Regions from separate parts of the Homo sapiens genome. Here region 2 is linked to region 1. The links are chromatin loops, found by intact Hi-C in ENCODE. Cell type or tissue: mammary epithelial cell. All regions are shown on one strand. Each heading gives the region's core, and the rest is flanking DNA. Links, peaks and the distances in the headings are about the cores only.

Region 1 (8,331 bases), core at 228-8,227:
CTTGTCTTGGATGCCTAACAGAGCTGTCAATCACCACACATCCTAGACCGACCACATCTTTCCCCACCTCACGTAAGGGTGGCTCCAGCCCCCTTGATGTGCAATCCACAAGATTTGTGGGGTTATCCTTGATTCCTGCATTTCCCTCACATGACACACTCAGTCTCTCAACAAATCCTATACCTTAATTAATGTGTTTACTGACATGAATTTCACGCGACATAAAATTAACTGTTTTATCTGTACAGTTTAGTGGCATTTGGTGCATTTACACTGCTGTGCGGCAGCTCCTCTAGCTGGTTCCTGTGCCTGCATGTCCAGAGTCCAAGTTCTGACATTTGTACATACTCATGAAGTCATTGCCGTCATCAAGAAGCTGAACATCCCCACCATCCTCCAACGCTTCCCCAGGCTCTTCATCATCTGTCCCTCCCACAACTCCATCCCTGGACAACCACTGGTGTTCTCTGTGTCATTACAGATCACTGACAGAATTTCCTTATTTTTGCCTTTTTTTTCTTTTTTCTTTCTTTTTCTTTTTTTTTTTTTTTGAGACAGTGTCTTGCTCTGTTGCCCAGGCTGGAGTGCAGTGGCACAATCATAGCGCACTGTAGCCTCAGCTTCTCAGGCTTAACTGATCCTCCCACATCACCCTCCCAAGTCGCTGGGACCACAGGCACACATCACCATGCTCGGCTAATTGTTTCTATTTTTTTGTAGAGCTGGGGTCTCACTATGTTGCCCAGGCTGATCCTGAACTCCTGGGCTCAAGCGATCTGCCTGCCTGGGCCTCCCAAAAAGTGCTGGGATTACATGCATGAGCCAGTGTGCCCAGCCTAGGGGTAGAATTTTCTAGCGATGGAATCATACCTTATGTACTCCTTTTCTATCTGCCCTCCTTCACCTTCATAATTATTTTGAAATTCACTCATGTTCTTGGGTGTAATCAATGATTCCTTTTTACTGCTGAGTAGTATTCTCAACTTCATTGAATTGTACCCTTTGCATATGTGTGATTTATTGTATATCAACTATACCTCAGTAAAACTATACGAAAAAGATAAGGGGTTCTCTGTTTTTTGTTTTGTTTTGTTTTTGAGATGGATTCTCACTCTGTCGCCAGGCTGGAGTGCAGCAGCATGATCTCGGCTCACTGCAACCTCTGCCTCCCGGGTTCAAGCAATTCTCCTGCCTCAGCCTCCTGAGTAACTGGGACTACAGGCGCACACCACCATGCCCAGCTAATTTTTGTATTTTTAGTAGAGACGGGGTTTCACCACATTGGCCAGGATGGTCTCGATCTCTTGACCTAGTGATCTGCCTGCCTCAGCCGCCCAAAGCGCTGGGATTACAGGCGTGAGCCACCATGCCTGGCCAGGATTTTCTTAAAACTTAAAAACAAATTCAGCATTTGACCAGTTCTCCCCATTTCAACTTTCAGTATTCATGGTCAAGCCAACAGCCATCAACCTGGATGACTCTGTTGCCATCCTCACTGAGCTCCTGGTTCCTTCCCTTCCCCTATATGGGCTGTTATCTTTTTTCTCTTTTTTCTTATTTTGTTCTTTTTTTTTTTTTTTTTTTGAGACAGGGTCTTGCTCTGTCACCCAGGCTTGAGTGCAGTGACACAATCATAATGCCCTGCAGCCTCAACCTCTCAGGCTCAAACAATCCTCCCACCTCAGCCTCCCCAGTACCTGAGACTACAGGTGTGCACAACCAGGCCTTACAATTTTTTTTTTTTTGTATATTTTGTAGAGATGGGGTTTCATCATGTTGCCCAGGCTGGTCTTTAACTCCTGAACCCAAGCTATCCACCTGCCTCAGCTTCTCACAGTGCTGAGATTACAGGCATGAGCCACCGCGGTTGGCTGTATGGGCTATTTTCAAGGCATCTTCTGAGAAAACGCTAAAGAGAAGTCAGAAAGCTACTCTATGAAGGCAGAGGCATTCGTTGGAGCTCTGAGTGATGTACCTGCAATGTCTAGATTCTAGTTTTAGGAGTCGGCAGAGTCAGCCCAATTCTATGTGTCAGACCAATTCAATGACTGAAATAGTGGCAGCTCCACCTACTAGTACAATGGGTCAAGTTTTCACATTTCACTTGTTCCTACAGGATGGGGCCTGGCAGGCTTGAGTTGAGATTTATGCTTGTTTCTATGTAGCTTTGGATCGTTGTGAAAGCCAGGTCATTTCAATCATTTTGTGCAAACATCATTGTGTGTAAAAACGGTGTCCACGTTTTGTCTTTGAAATGGTCCCCGCCCTCCGCTCGTTATCGTGTTGAGAATGAAATGAGAGGACATGCTTGGCACCTGGAGATGATTGGATATTACAGCTGTGCGCCATAAGGGCAAATGGTTCCATTGTTTGATGAGCCGTCCTGGCGGTGGGTGGGTCGGTCACTTCTAAACAGATAAGGAATGGCTAGAAAGCTCTTGTACCAAACCAGCTTGAAGCAACCTCACCCACACCGAATCCCTCCACGTTTCTTTTCTTTTTTCTTTCTTCCTTTTTTTTTTTTTTTTTTTTTTTTTTTTTGAGATAGAGTCTCGCTCTGTCGCCCGGGCTGGAGGGCCGTGGTGCGACCTCGGGTCACTGCAAGCTCCGCCCCCCGGGTTCAAGCAATTCTCCTGCCTCAGCCTCCGGAGTAGCCGGGATTACAGGCACCCGCCACCATGCCCGGCTAATTTGTGTATTTTAGTAGAGACAGGGAGGGTTTCACTGTATTGTCCAGGCTGGTCTTGAACTCCTGAGCTCAGGCAATGCGCCCGCCTCGGCCTCCCAAAGTGATAGGATTACGGGCGTGAGCCACCGTGCCCAGCAAATCCGTCTACTTTTCTTTTTTCTTTCTTTCTTTCTTTTCTTTCTTTTCTCCCAACCCCCCTCCCCCCGTCAAACAACCAACAGTTTTTTAACACAGAAAGTAAGGCATAATCCAGGGCTTGGACTGTCTTTCAAGAAAACCCCAAACCCGCTGCCAGGAAGTCACAGCCACTAAGTCCCATCCCAGGCCCAGTTGCTGCCAGGAAACACACCGCGTGGAGACCCAGCATGACTGCTGACTGATTGCAAGTCCCCAGGAGGGCTTTATTTTTGCTTTTCAACATCCTGTTCTGCAGGTTCCTTGGCTCTTTTTGCCCGTATGCCGAAGAGCCGGGCATTGGGACGGGCCATGCGGAGACTAGCGAAGGCTTTGAAATTCTTCTCCTCGATGATGACTCCAGCTTTCTCCTTCTAGGCATTCCGGTTGGGCATGACCGGTCCTGTCAGCCGAGCGGCCAGTTTCAGTTCTTCAGCAGAACTGTCTCCCTTCTCGGAGGCCGAGGGCTTCCCGGGGAAGCGGATGCGTTTGGAGCGGGGCTCCTTCAGCCGCCGCACGTTGGCCTGCAGGGACTGCGCCTCCTCGGATCCGCAGAAATGCCGGCGTCCGGGCCCCCTTCTTCGCGTGCCGGCCACCCTGAGCTCCTCCAGGCGGAGGCCGCGGCCGTGCGCACCTTCGTGTGGTACCGAACCGTGGGGCAGCGCACGATGGGCCGGATGGGCCCCGACGCGGGGCAGGGGCGAGGCGGCGCGCCTTGGCTTGCCCGGCCTGGCGCCTGCGGATCTTCTGGGCCGGCTGGTTGAACCGCTTGGCCACGCGCCGCTGCAGTCCTTGGGGAAGCGGGGCTTCGAGATCGTGCCGTTCCGGCTGGGCGCCGTGGCTGCCTACGGCCCTGCGGCTGCAGACCAGAGGGGAGCCACCGAGGGGAAGGTCCCTGCGCGCGCGCACCCCATCCCCGGCCTCCGCCTCTAACCTCCCAGCCTGGGCCGGAGGCCGCCCCTAGAGCCCGGGCCCCGGTCCAATGCTGTCTGCGAAGAAGGGGCCCATCCATGCCCGCGTTGGCGGCAGCGCCAGGCCGATGGCGCTGGATGGAGCCCGAAGGCCGAGACCCCAAATCCCTCTGCTTTTCTAAGAAATCGCCCTCCAGTCTTTTTTTTTTTTTCAGATCTGTAACTTGTTTTCACCCCTGATTTAAAACAATACCACTGTTCTCCCCCAAATTTTCCTTTGATACAGTAGGTGAACAAAATAGATTTTTTTCCCCACAAATATCAGCAGACACTTCTTGGCACCCCACACTGTATTGGCATGGGTGTTAACAGTCCCAGTTCAGGTGTGCAGCCTTTCAGGTGGATGCACTGTAACAAGGATGTAAATGCGGAGCCATCCTAAGAATCACATTCAGTCATGGGGTTGCCCTTCCAAGCTGGCAGAAAAGGAACCCGGGCCAGGCACCGTGAACACACACAGTAACTCATGCCTGTAATCCCAGCACTTTGGGAGGCTGAGGCGGGTGGATCACGAGGTCAGGAGATCGAGACCATCCTGGCTAACATGGTGAAACCCCGTCTCTACTAAAAATACAAAAAATTAGCTGGGCGTGGTGGCGGGCGCCTGTAGTCCCAGCTACTCGGGAGGTTGAGGCAGGAGAATGGCATGAACCCGGGAGGCGGAGCTTGCAGTGAGCCGAGATCGCGCCACTGCACTCCAGCCTGGGCAACAGAGCAAGACTCTGTCTCAAAAAAAAAGAAAAAAAAAAAAAAGAAAATCGACCTGCCAGACTCAGCCACACGTTAGATCACCTGCGGAGTTTTATAAACTCTCAACACAGGGGCCACATCCTCAGCCAATCACATCATTACCTTAGGGCTGGACCCCAGGCATTGCTTTTAAAAAAAATATTAAAAACTCCTCAAGTGACTCCAACATGTAGCCAAATTAGAAAATGAAGCTCTAAAGAAACATTGGATGTCATTAATGGATCATAGAGCACCATGATTGAAATTAAACGGGCAGGTGGTATTATCAACACATTTTCTACGTCTGTGAAGAAGGTTGGACCCAATCACCAAAAGGGAGAACCACCACCCACCCCTACCTCCACTTCTTGAATGAAAGGGGAGTCTATGTACATTTTATGGTGGATTCCAGGTCCCTGCCTCAAAGAATGCTACTCCGAAACGGACCTGGGTGAGGCAGGATAGGCAGTCAAGGAAATGACCACGTCCTCAGGATGCTGCACGCGTGGTGACTGTACAGTCAACACAGTAAGCCTCAGCGTTCACATTGGAATTGAGTTCATTCAAGCAAGGCCATCTCCAGTAGGGTATTTCCACTGTAGTATTTCCACTGTAGAGAGAATGTGCACGTTGATCTTACCCATCCACAAACCGACACATTTCTTGTTATGATAGTAAAAAACACACACCTGGGCGGGCAGTTAAGACGCTAATGAGACATGTGCACAGCTACTGCACCTGTGTGCCCAGAAGAGCACCCAGAATATGCTTAGTAGTAACACCTCTTCCCACCCCCCTAGGTGTAATCATCCAAGACTCCCATAAAGGGGAGTCTCCCTCAAGCAGGTCTTTGCTGTCTCATCCTTGGGAGCAGCTGGCCCTGAATCCTTGCTCCCAGGATGTCCTGTCTATTCTGCCCTTAACTTTCAAGATATTGTATTTCCTCTGTAATCAATTATTCTATGATGCATCTCTCTGCTGTGGGTCTCTTGATTAAATTCCTTTAAATTAAGATGACAAGAACCAAAGTCTTACAAAAGTAGTCTTTAATAAATGAATCCAGCCTATTTGGGAAGGGACCTTTCCAGACCTCTGCAGATTGCAGGACTCTGCCCGTCAGCTCAATCAGCCATCCATAAAATGTCCTCCCAAGACCAGCAGCATGAGCACCACCTAAAATGTACATTCTCAGGTAATCCCAAACAAGTAAAATCTGAGAAATTGTCACCAAGAGGATCCTAGGGAGACGTGACAACTCAAGGCAATGTGGTGTCTTGGATGGGGAGGAAGGAAGAGGAGGGCATTGTGTAAACACTAAGGAGGCCTCAATAAGGTATGGGCCTTAGATCACGGCAATATATCCAGTCAGTTCATCGCTCCAGTCAGTTCAAAGGTGCCATCCTAATGAACCATGTTGGCAATGGGGGAAGCCATGTGGGGCATTAGGGAGCTCCATGGACTTTAGAAAGCTATTCTAAAATGAATTATATATTTTAATGCACACTCTCAGGCCCCATGCCCGGTCTGCTCAATCAGAAGCTGAGTCTGGGGCCCACCCACCTGAGGATTAACCACGCCTTCAGGGGATGGTAGTATCACTAAGACCAACTAGTCACCAGAGACTCCCAATGCCTCTGTAGTTCAAGAGTCAAATCGGGAATTTAGAGGTTGCCAAATTTAGGCCACAAAATACACCATCTGGGGCAGGGAGATAAATATGCAGAGCAGAGAGGATTCCGGGGGCAGTGAAAATACCCCCCAGGATACTCCAGTGGTGTGTACTCATGAGGCCTTTGTCCAAACCCACAGCACGTACAACACCCAGAGCGAGCCCTAATGAACACTATGGACTCTGGGTGGTGGTGATATGTCCAGGCAGCCTCACTGATGGAACAGGTGCACCACTCTGCTGGGGATGCTGGGCAGGGAGAGGCTGTGTTGTGTGAGGAGGGAGTCTAGGGGAACTCTGTGCTGTCCACTGAATTTCCCTGTGAACCTAAACAGCTCTGAAAAAGAAAGTCTAGAGCCAGGCGTGGTGGCTCACCCCACACCAGCCTGGGCAACAAGAAATCCCATCACTACAAAAAATTATTTCAAAAATTTGAATATCATAATTATAATAAAGTCTAATAAAAACAATACAGGGCACAGCGGCTCATGCCTGTAATGCCAGCACTTAAGGAGGCCGAGGCAGTTGGATCACTTGTACTTCGGAGTTCAAGACCAGCCTGGGCAACATATCAAAATTCCATCTCTACAAAAACCACAAAAATTAGCCAAGTTGGTGGCGTGCTCCTGTAGTCTCGGCTGCTCGGGAGGCTTAGATGGGAGGATTGCTTGAGCCTGGAAGGTCGCGGCTGCAGTGAGCGGTGATTATGCCACTGAACCTCAGCCTGCGTGACAGAGGGAGACGCCATCTCAAAAAAAAAAAAAAAGAAAGAAAGAAAAAAGAAAACGAAAACTCTACAGGATACCCAATAAAAGCTGAGTTTCAGATAAATAAATAATTTAGAACATGCTGATACTAAAGAAAATTGTTTATCTGAAACTCAAATTTCATCAGGCATTATGTATTTTATATGGCCACCCTCCTTGGACAACTGTACTTTACAGCAAAACAGTGGGTAACCCCATGTCAATCAGGAAACTCAGTTTTCCGTTATACAATATTGAAAACTAATAAGATGATCGTTTATTGGAAGAACAGCAACACAAACCAAAATAAACCTATAAGAAAACAATGGACATAATGAAACAGAAAACAAAGCTCAGTGGGGAGGACACATATTTACTCAAACATCCTGGCAATTCATATCTAGGGCACTCCCTCTGTGTGTCAGACGCCCTTGCATGTGTCAAATGTCATCTGATAACATTGATGAAAAATATCATTCACTTCTTCTTGGTGCAGAAGGCATAGACCGGATTATGCAATCACTGAGAAGTAGCTTCTGGATGTGTTTTCTGGTGGCGTCTTAACAATTTCAGCCGACTGAAGGCTCTTGGACACTTGGAACATTTGTAGGGTTTCTCTCCGGAGTGGATGCGCTGGTGCTCCTTCAGGCTCCCCCTGTAGGTGAAAACTTTCTTGCAGTCTTTACATTCGAAGGGCTTCTCCCCTGTGTGGCTTCTCTTGTGACACTTCAAGTAGGACTTCTGGGTGAACTGCTTCTGGCAGACGTCACACGTGTAGGGCCTCTCGCCAGTGTGGGTTCGCTGGTGAAATTGGAGGCTAATAAGCTGCATGAAGCGCTTCCCACAGAGATTACATTGAAAGAGTCTCTCGCCTGTGTGTGATCTCTTGTGGATGACTAGCTTGGAATTACACGTAAACCTCTTCTCGCACACGTCACATGCAAAGGGCGGCAGTGCCTTGGCTTCTTGGCCATCCGGGTGACTGACTGGGCTCGCAGGGCCTGGGGAATGAATTGAATTCATCCCAGCTTGTCCCGGGGATTCTCTGTTGCCCACAGGTGTGGCTTCTCCTTGAGGCTCTTCTTGGGAAATGGAGGAGGCATCTGGTTTGCTTCTTTTGGGACTGCTCAGATTCAGAGCGTCTCCTCTGTTCCCGCTGTGAGTCGAAGCTTCTCTCTCCACAACGCAGGCAGAAGGTGTGTCAGCATCCACATTTTCCACAGAGGCTATTTTTGGGGGGTCCTTCCCCTCCTTTGCTCTCACCAGATCTGCTGGAAGAAGGGATTCCACACACACAGTTAATAAAGCGCATTTTCAATACACCAAACTCATTGCAACCAAACACTGATGTTG
Region 2 (8,331 bases), core at 265-8,264, 77 kb after region 1:
CCTGGATTAATGCGTCTCTAAAGGAGTAAAGTCTCAAAGAAGCATCTCGAGTCACCCACCCTGGGCCCCAGCCTATCGCATTAATCTGGAAGACACTTTATTTCTCTTTTTTGGGAAGATCTGTTTTGAGAACCACAGGGTGGGAGGAGCTAGGAAGAAGGCGTTATTAATTTCTTCCTTTTCCTCTCCTCTCCTTCCTTCCTTCCTCCACTGCTGCCCAACAATGCCCACTGGATCTTCTGCTCCTGGCATCTCATCTCAACAGCACTGAAACCTAAGAGTCTTGTTTCACATTTGACCCCTTCTGTTTTGCTCCTGTTCTCATCTCTGCCAAGGGAGGTCCACTCTTAGCCATGGATCAACTCTCAGCTTTTGACCATCTTTTTTTTTTAAACTCAAGAACTGGGAAAAAATAGCTATATTACCATCATCTTCAAATAGATGGGATGTCTCATGGAAACCAATCCCTCCTCGAATCAGGCATTCATGTAATGCCATGATGAGGATGGTGATGACAGTGATGGAAATTTACAAAGAGCTTTCTAGGTGCCAGGCGCGAGGCACCAGAGCAGCACTTTTCAATGTGTTATGTGTAGTTATTCCCCACAACTTCTTCACAAGGCAAGTATTATTCATCTGCACTTGACTGAGGTATAAAGGTTAGGTAACTAGATCAAGACTGGGCATCCCAGTGGTGACGGTGGGTTACGGATCCTGGGCTGCGTGACTCAGCTGCTTAACCACGGTGCTGTGCTTCCTCCCACTGCTGTGTGGCTCAGACTTATTTTCCCCAAGAACATCTCTGACCATTTCATCATGCTGTTCCCTGAAAAAGTCACTGTTTGCCACATGTGGGTAACATACATCTTTTAAAAAGTCTTGAAATTGTAGTAAAATATACAAAACATGAAATTTACCATTGTAACTTGTTTTCATTTTTTAGAGACAGGATCTTGCTCTGTTGTCCAGGCTGGAGCACAGTGGTGCAGACCTCCTGGGCTCAAGCGATCCTTCTTTCTTAGCCTCCTGAGGAACTGGGACTACAGGTGTGCATCATCACACCTAGCTAATTATTTTTGGTTTTTTTGTCTGTTTTTACTTTTTTTTTTTTTACTTTTTTGTTTTGCTTTGTTGCCAAGGCTGGTCTTCAATTCCGGGGCTCAAGCAATCCTCCTACCTCAGCCTCCCAAAGCACTGGGATCACAGGCACGAGCCACTGCACCCACCTTAACCACTTTAAAGTGTGCGATTTAGTGGCCCTTGGTACACACACAATGGTGTGCAACCATCACCACTGACTCCAGAACTTTATAATCACTGCCCCACCAAAAAAAAAGTACCCATTAAACAGTCAGTCCCCATTCTCCCTCTGACCTCAGCCCCGGCAACCACCATTTCACTTTCTGTCTCTGCAAGTTTGAGGATTCTAGGTACCTCATAGAAGTAGAATCGTACACGATGTGGTCTTTTGTGTCTGGCTTCATCACTCAGCACAGTGTCCTCAAGGTTCAGCCACATTGTGGCCTGTGACAGTGCTTCACTCCTTTTCATGGCTGAGCAATACTCCATTGCATGGATAGACTGCATTTTTTAATCCAATCATCCACTGATTGAATTTTGGGTTGATTCTACCTTTCGGCTGAGGACACACTCTTCTTTTGGTCCACATTCAAAGCCATCTAAACCCCAGTTCTGAGACACCATCCTGTCCATGCCCCACACCCACCTCCAAACCCCACTTCTATGCAGCTTGAGCCTCAGTGAAACCCAAGACATCCTGATCTGAAAAAACAAATTGAAAAATGGTATCCTGCAGCTCAAGAGCACGTTCTGGGTACCAGGCATGGTTGTTAAGTGCTTGACTCATGACAGTCCCCAAGTCATCGTCCTTGTTTTACAACTGAAAACACTGTGGTAAGAGAGGGAGAGTCGCTTGCTCATGGTCACACAGCCAGTCAGGTGCAGAGAATAACTTAAGCCCAGTCTGGATCCCAAACGGTGCTATTAAACAATGCAAACTCAAAAGTGTTCAAAGCGGCTCAGACTAACGAGGTCCCTGCCTCATCCCTACACTGGAAGTATTATCATTATAATTGTATGTTGTATATATTGTAAGGAAGATAAAATTATGCTAAGAAAGGGAAAGAGGAACTGGCAGAGAGTGTGCACTGTGGGCGCCGGTCCTGACTGCACCACTTTCTAGTTCCGTGGGCTTCGGACCCTCGCCTCCTGAAGGGCTCAGGCCCCTGGTCGGTACAATGCACATAATAGTTCCAGCCTCATATGGTTGTGAGGAGTAAACAGGATCATGCACTTGGCAGGATGATTCCCAATTGGGGAGATTTCGCCCCTCAGGGGACACCTGGCAATGCCTAGAGATATTTTTGGTTGTGAGGACTCAGGGAGGTGGTAGGGGAGGCTAACGGCATCTAATGGGGGGAGTCTCGAGATGTTGCTACACATCCTACAATGCACAGGACACCCCACCCCCACAACAAAAAAACTATCCAGCCCCAAATGTCACTCGTCTGGAGGTTGAGAAACCCCCCGCTGAATAAAATGTCTGGCACGGGATAAGAGCTCAGCAAGGGTCTGTGAGGACCACCTCATTTACCTTTGTTCTGAACACTCCCATGTCTGCAGGAGGCCCCTCTGCCTTGCTCCTTTCGCTCCTTTTCCCAGGCCCTTCTCCAGCCTCCGTCCTCATGCTGCACTGACAGCACTTTGCAAACTGAAAGCAGACCCAGCAGGAAAATCCCAAACACCTGCCTAAGGGCCCACCAGGTGCCAAGCAGACCCAGCCCTGCTCCAGTAACGAGCAAAAGCCAAACCCAGCAGGAAAATCCCAAACACCTGCCTAAGGGCCCACCAGGTGCCAAGCTCTGTACTGGGCGATTCACGTGGGCTCTTTCTCCCGGACCCTCACATTAACCCAGGATGCAAGTGGTTCGGTGGAGACAGCCTGAGTTTTAAGGCAAAGAGGCCTGGGTGGGAACTCTACTCCCATCATCTATAATGTGGGCGTAACTTACCCAAACTCCCTTAGATTCTATTTTCCTACCTGATTAATGGAGATAATATTTTTTGCTTGTTTGAGAATTCAGTGACATAAGGCAGGGATCAATCAGCATTTTTTTTTCTGTTTTCTGTAAAGCGCTAAATAGTAAACATCTTAGGCTTTCAGGGCCAGGTGGTCTCTGCTGCCACTCACTACTCAATGCTGCCTTTGTGGCCTGAAAGCAGCCACAGACAACACACAGTGAATGGGCATGGCTGTGTGCCAATAAAACTTTATTTACAAAAGCAGTAGACAACACATTGTGAATGGGCATGGCTCTGTTCCAATAAAACTTCATCTACAAAAGCAAGTGTCAGGATGTCCACCCACCGATGAATGGGTAAATAAAATGTGTCTATTCATACAATGGAATGTTATTCAGCCACAAAGAAAGTGCTGACACAGGACACAACATAAACGCGCCTTGAAAACACAGTGCTCAGTCAAAGAAGCCAGACACAAAAGCACATAGGGTATGACTCTGTCTCTACGACATGTCCACAGCAGGCAAGTCCACAGATAGGGAAAGCAGCTTAGTGGTTGCCTAGGACCGCGGGAGAGGGGGGTGAGCCCAGAGAGATGGGGAGTGACTGCTCAGGGGCACCAGGTTTGGAGGCAATGGCCAACGGGTACACGGTTTCTTTTTCAGGTGATGAAAACGTTCTAAAATTGTTTGTGGTGATGGATGCACAGCTTTGTGAATGTCCTAAAAACTACTGTCTTGTACACTTGATGGGTGAGTCATAAGTTATGTGAATTATATTAATATACCAGTCAAGTTGTTATTAAAAAACAAAGTTCAGAAAACAACAACGGGTGGTGGGATGGAATGTGCCACCCCTGGATGAGTATGTAGGTGCCTACATTAGAGTGACACAAAATACATGGAAAAAAGGCCTGGCATGGTAGCTCACACCTGTAATCCCAGCACTTTGGGAGGCTGATGCGGGCGGATCACCTCAGGTCAGGAGTTCTAGACCAGCCTGGCCAACGTGGTGAAACCTCCGTTTCTACTAAAAATACAAAAATTAGCCGGGTGTGGTTGCGGGTGCCTGTGCTCCCAGCTACTCAGGAGGCTGAGGCAGGAGAATCGCTTGAACCCGGGAGGCAGAAGTTGCAGTGAGCCGAGATCGTCCCACTGCACCCCAGTCTGGGCAACAGAGCAAGACTCCGTCTAAAAAACAAAAAACAAAACAAAACAAAAACAAACAGAAGAGATGGGAATGGCGTGGCGGCTTCCTTCCCAGCCTAACCTTGCTGCGGTGCAAATCCTGCAAGTCACTGCACGTCCCTCCAACCCACACGAAGCAGCCTCTGACTGTTCTGCGCTGTTCACTGTGGCATGTCCTGACTACTCAGCACGACCCACCCAGGGCTCCGCTCTCCTGTGCTCCCATCGCTCTGTCTTCTGATGTTGTGATTTTTCCCTACATGTGGCCTCCTCTTCCACGGCTCCTGGGAACTCCATACTCTGGGCCTGTCTGCTCCCCTGACCTGTCTTGCTTCCTGGACCCCATCTCCTTCTGGATGGACATCATCAGAGATCCTAGGTGACACCTCACTCCATGCCTGCCCCGGGACTCTGTAGGAAGCTGGTTTGGGAGGAATGCTTTTTAGGGCTGGGCAGGGTGGTGGAAAGCTGAAAGATGGATCTGACAAGCTCACACCCTCACGTCAACTCACAGTCTAGTGGAGGTGGGGAGATGGAAAAGTAACAGGCAGTTAAACTACAACAGGAATCTGTGTGGCACAGGGGGGAGGTGGCAGTGGGGACAGTGTGCAAGAGGACGATGCGGGCAATCCAGCAGGGCTTCTCGGAGGAGGAGTGGCTTGGGGCGAGCCTGCTGGACCTGCTGGTCTGGAAGTGTTTATCATGCTGTCCCTTCTGACTCGCGTTGTATGCCCCTGTCCTCCTTAGGCTTGCTGAGCCTCCAAGTACTGCATGGTAAGTCTGGTGACTGCTATTTCGTGTTCACTCCTGTGCACAGAAATATACAGGTACTGGTTTTTTCTATGGTGGGGGGTCCCTTAAATATCATCAGACCCTACACTCTTTATCCGTATCATCATCTGCATCATAAATGTTTAACATGTTTTTATTTGTCCAACAGATATTAACTGATGTTAGCTCTCCTGTACCAAATGTTATTCTAGGTGTTAGAGATGCAGCAGAGGATAAAACAGACAGAAGTCTGTGACCAAGTGAAACTTGTATTCCAATCAGAGGAGAAAAAACAAAGAGCAGTAGTTATAGGTCTGCTGAAGGCTATTATGTCCTATGGAGACAATAGAGTAATGGGGATGGAAACGCAGTGCGGGAAACTTAAGTTTTTTGGCTGGGCATGGTGGCTCATGCCTGTAATCCCAGCACTTTGGGAGGCCGACGTGGGTGGATCACCTGAGGTCAGAAGTTCGAGACCAGCCTGGCCAACATGGTGAAACTCCGTCTCTACTAAAATACAAACAATTATTTTGAAACAAATTTTGTAAACATAGAAAAAATTAGCTGGGCATGGTGGTGTGCACCTGTAATCCTAGCTACTCGGGAGGTTGAGGCAGGAAAATCACTTGAACCTGGGAAGCAGTGGTTGCAGTGAGCCGAGATCATGCCATTGCACTCCAGCCTGGGTGACAAGAGCAAAACTCTGTCTCAAAAAAAAAAAGTTTTTAAAGGGCGATCAGGGAACATGACATGTGAGCAAAGGCTTGAAGAAGAAGGGCAGGTGAGCCAGAGATAACTGGGGGAAAGGCATTCCAGGAAGAGAGAACAGTATATGCAAAGGCCCTGAGGCAGCTGAGTCCCTGGGATCCAGGGACACAGGGAGACTAACTTTATTCTCTTCTCTCCTCATTCGAGGCACCTGGAAGCACTATTTAGAGTTTGGTCTCCACCCACTTCATAATTCACCTGATGGTTTCTTTTCTTTTCCTTTCTTTTCTCCTCCTCTTCCTCTTCCTCCCTCCCTCTCTCCCTCCCTTTCTTCCTTTCCTCTTCCTCTTCCTCCCTCCCTCTCTCCCTCCCTTTCTTCCTTTCCTCTTCCTCCTTCTCTTCCTGCTTCTTTTTCTCCTCCATCTCTTCATTTTTAGAAGAAACAAGTGGCTGCAAGGAGGAAGGTAAGTGCTTGGGGTCGTACCATTCCTCATCTATAAGACAGTGTGTCCCTTCTGTCTGGGCTATGATAAAGCCTTAGAAGAGAAGATTTCAGGTAATCAAGGCCCTGCAGGGGCTTTGGTACCTGAGAGGCTGCCTTCCTGAAGGGCATCCAAAGTCTGCAAGCCACTGCCCCTTTCACACTGCTCATGGGCATCGAGGAGACCCAACATACTGAGATGTGAGTGGGAGACATTTCTATCCCAGCTGCTGCTTCTGTGGACTGTGAGTCCTCTCTTCCCGACATGGAAATTACCAAGCTAAGTCCTGGGTGATAGGACTGAGGGCCGGAAAACCAGAAAATAGCAGCAAGCCACCAAGTGATCCAGATGGTGGAGATGAGCGTTTTAAAGTAGGCAGAGCCGGGCATGGTGGCAGCACCTGTGGTCCCAGCTACCCGGGAGGCTGAGGCAGGAGGATTATTTGAGCTGGGGAGGTGGAGGCTGCAGTGAGCCGTGATTGTGCCACCGCATCCGGCCTGGGTAACTGAGCAAGTCTCAAAAAAAAAAAAAAAAGCCAGAACAACACTAATGGTTGGTTCTTTTGAAAAGCGTAATACAAATTTAATCCTCTAGCATTACTGACAAGAAAAAATAGAGGAGAAACAAACTGCCAATATTTGGAAGGAAGAAGAGAGTATCATAGCAGATCTTGCAGGTAACAAAATAACAATAAGGTGATCATTGGAGAAACTTTATGCCAATAAAATTGAAAGTTTAGATAAAACGGACAAAATCCCAAAAAAACACAAATTACCAAAAACAAATGAAATGATATAAAAAATCTGGGCTGGGCGCGGTGGCTCACATCTGTAATCCCAGCATTCTGGGAGGCCGAGGCAGGCGGATCACAAGGTCAGGAGATTGAGACCATCCCACCCAACATGATGAAACCCCGTCTGGTGAAACCCCGTCTCTACTAAAAATACAAAAAAATTAGCCAGGCGTGGTGGCGGGTGCCTGTAGTCCCAGCTACTCGGGAGGCTGAGGCAGGAGAATCACTTGAACCTGGGAGGCGGAAGCTGCAGTGAGCTGAGATCGTGCCACTGTACTCCAGACTGGCAACAGAGCAAGACTCCATCTCAAAAAAAAAAAAAAAATCTGAATAATCCTCTATCTATTAAAGAAATGCCACCTGTAATTAAATAGCCTTACCACACACAAAAAAGTCTTTCAGGATCAAGTTAGCTTTAATAGTGAATTAAAAGGAAGAAATCACATTGATCTTACAGGAAATCTTCCAGAAAATTAAAAACAGTCATTTCCCAACTCGGTTTTAGGACAGAATAACCTTGATAAAAGATCTGACAAATACGACAAAGGAAAATTTCAGGCCAATCTTCCTCATAAATATAGATGGAAAATCCTAGACTAAATATTAGCAAGTGCAATTTGGCAATACATGTTAAACAATCATGACTAAATTCACTTTATTCCAGCAATGCGACAATGGTTTAATAGGTAAAAACAAATATATGGTATTCCCACCTTATTAACATAAAAGAAAACAAGCACATTATCATTTCAGTAGATACAGAAAAAGAATATGGTAAGATTTTACAGCTTACATTATTTTTTTTTTGAGACACGGTCTAGCTTTGTTGCCCAGGCTGGAGTGCAGTGGTATGATCACGGCTCACCACAGCCCTAAACTCCTAGGCTCAAGTGATCCTCCCCTCTACAGCCTCTGAGTAGCTGGGACCACAGGCACGAGACACCACACCCAGCTAATTTATTAAATTTTTTGTAGAGTTTGGGTCTCCCTATGTTGCCCAGGCTGGTCTCAAATTCCTGGGCCCAAGTGAGCCTCCCGCCTCAGATTCCCAAAGTGCTGGAATTACAGACATAAGCCACCATGCCCAGCCTTGTTCATGATTAAAAAAAAAAAAAATCTCAGCTAGCTAGGAGTAGAGAGAACAGCTTAATATAATAAGGAATAGCCACCAAAAACTTACAAAGAACAAGCTGTTTAAGGTAAAACACAGTTGTCCCTCAGTATCCTCAGGGGTTGGGTCCAGGACCTCCCCGCAGATAGCAAAATTCCTTGATGTTCAAGTCCGTGATATAAATAGCATAATGCTTGCATTTAACCTATGAACAGCCTCCTGCACACTTTAAATCAT

What was found. Peaks named below come from ENCODE experiments on the same cell type or tissue, not always from the same donor. Only the 100,000 strongest peaks of a DNase experiment are listed, where the experiment ranks them.
Region 2: a loop joins it to region 1, with 7 times the contacts of the local background. A loop is called at or near these places in 1 of 110 quality-filtered maps.

What each region holds. Positions count from the first base shown.
Region 1 is chr19:56,214,078-56,222,408 of GRCh38, forward strand. ZSCAN5A (zinc finger and SCAN domain containing 5A) reads right to left here. Exons shown (of 6, transcript NM_001322064.3): 6 at 7,226-8,249. The coding sequence ends at 7,498. It also overlaps the pseudogene RPL13P13. Among named protein-coding and RNA genes, the nearest start is that of ZSCAN5C, 16 kb to the left of the region's middle. In mammary epithelial cell, for the core only: a CTCF peak has its summit at 7,604; a DNase peak (open chromatin) is centred at 3,274; H3K4me3 peaks cover 622 bases.
Region 2 is chr19:56,291,360-56,299,690 of GRCh38, forward strand. The region is part of intron 2 of ZSCAN5A (zinc finger and SCAN domain containing 5A); the gene reads right to left. EDDM13 (epididymal protein 13) reads left to right here. Exons shown (of 15, transcript NM_001354658.2): 10 at 4,600-4,608; 11 at 4,977-5,003; 12 at 6,146-6,172. It overlaps LOC124900420, which reads left to right. Exons shown (of 5, transcript XM_047439799.1): 5 at 266-8,331. Among named protein-coding and RNA genes, the nearest start is that of ZSCAN5A-AS1, 19 kb to the right of the region's middle. In mammary epithelial cell, for the core only: no CTCF peak of the experiment used is centred there; DNase peaks (open chromatin) are centred at 3,442 and 4,382; H3K4me3 peaks cover 1,197 bases; H3K27ac peaks cover 2,396 bases.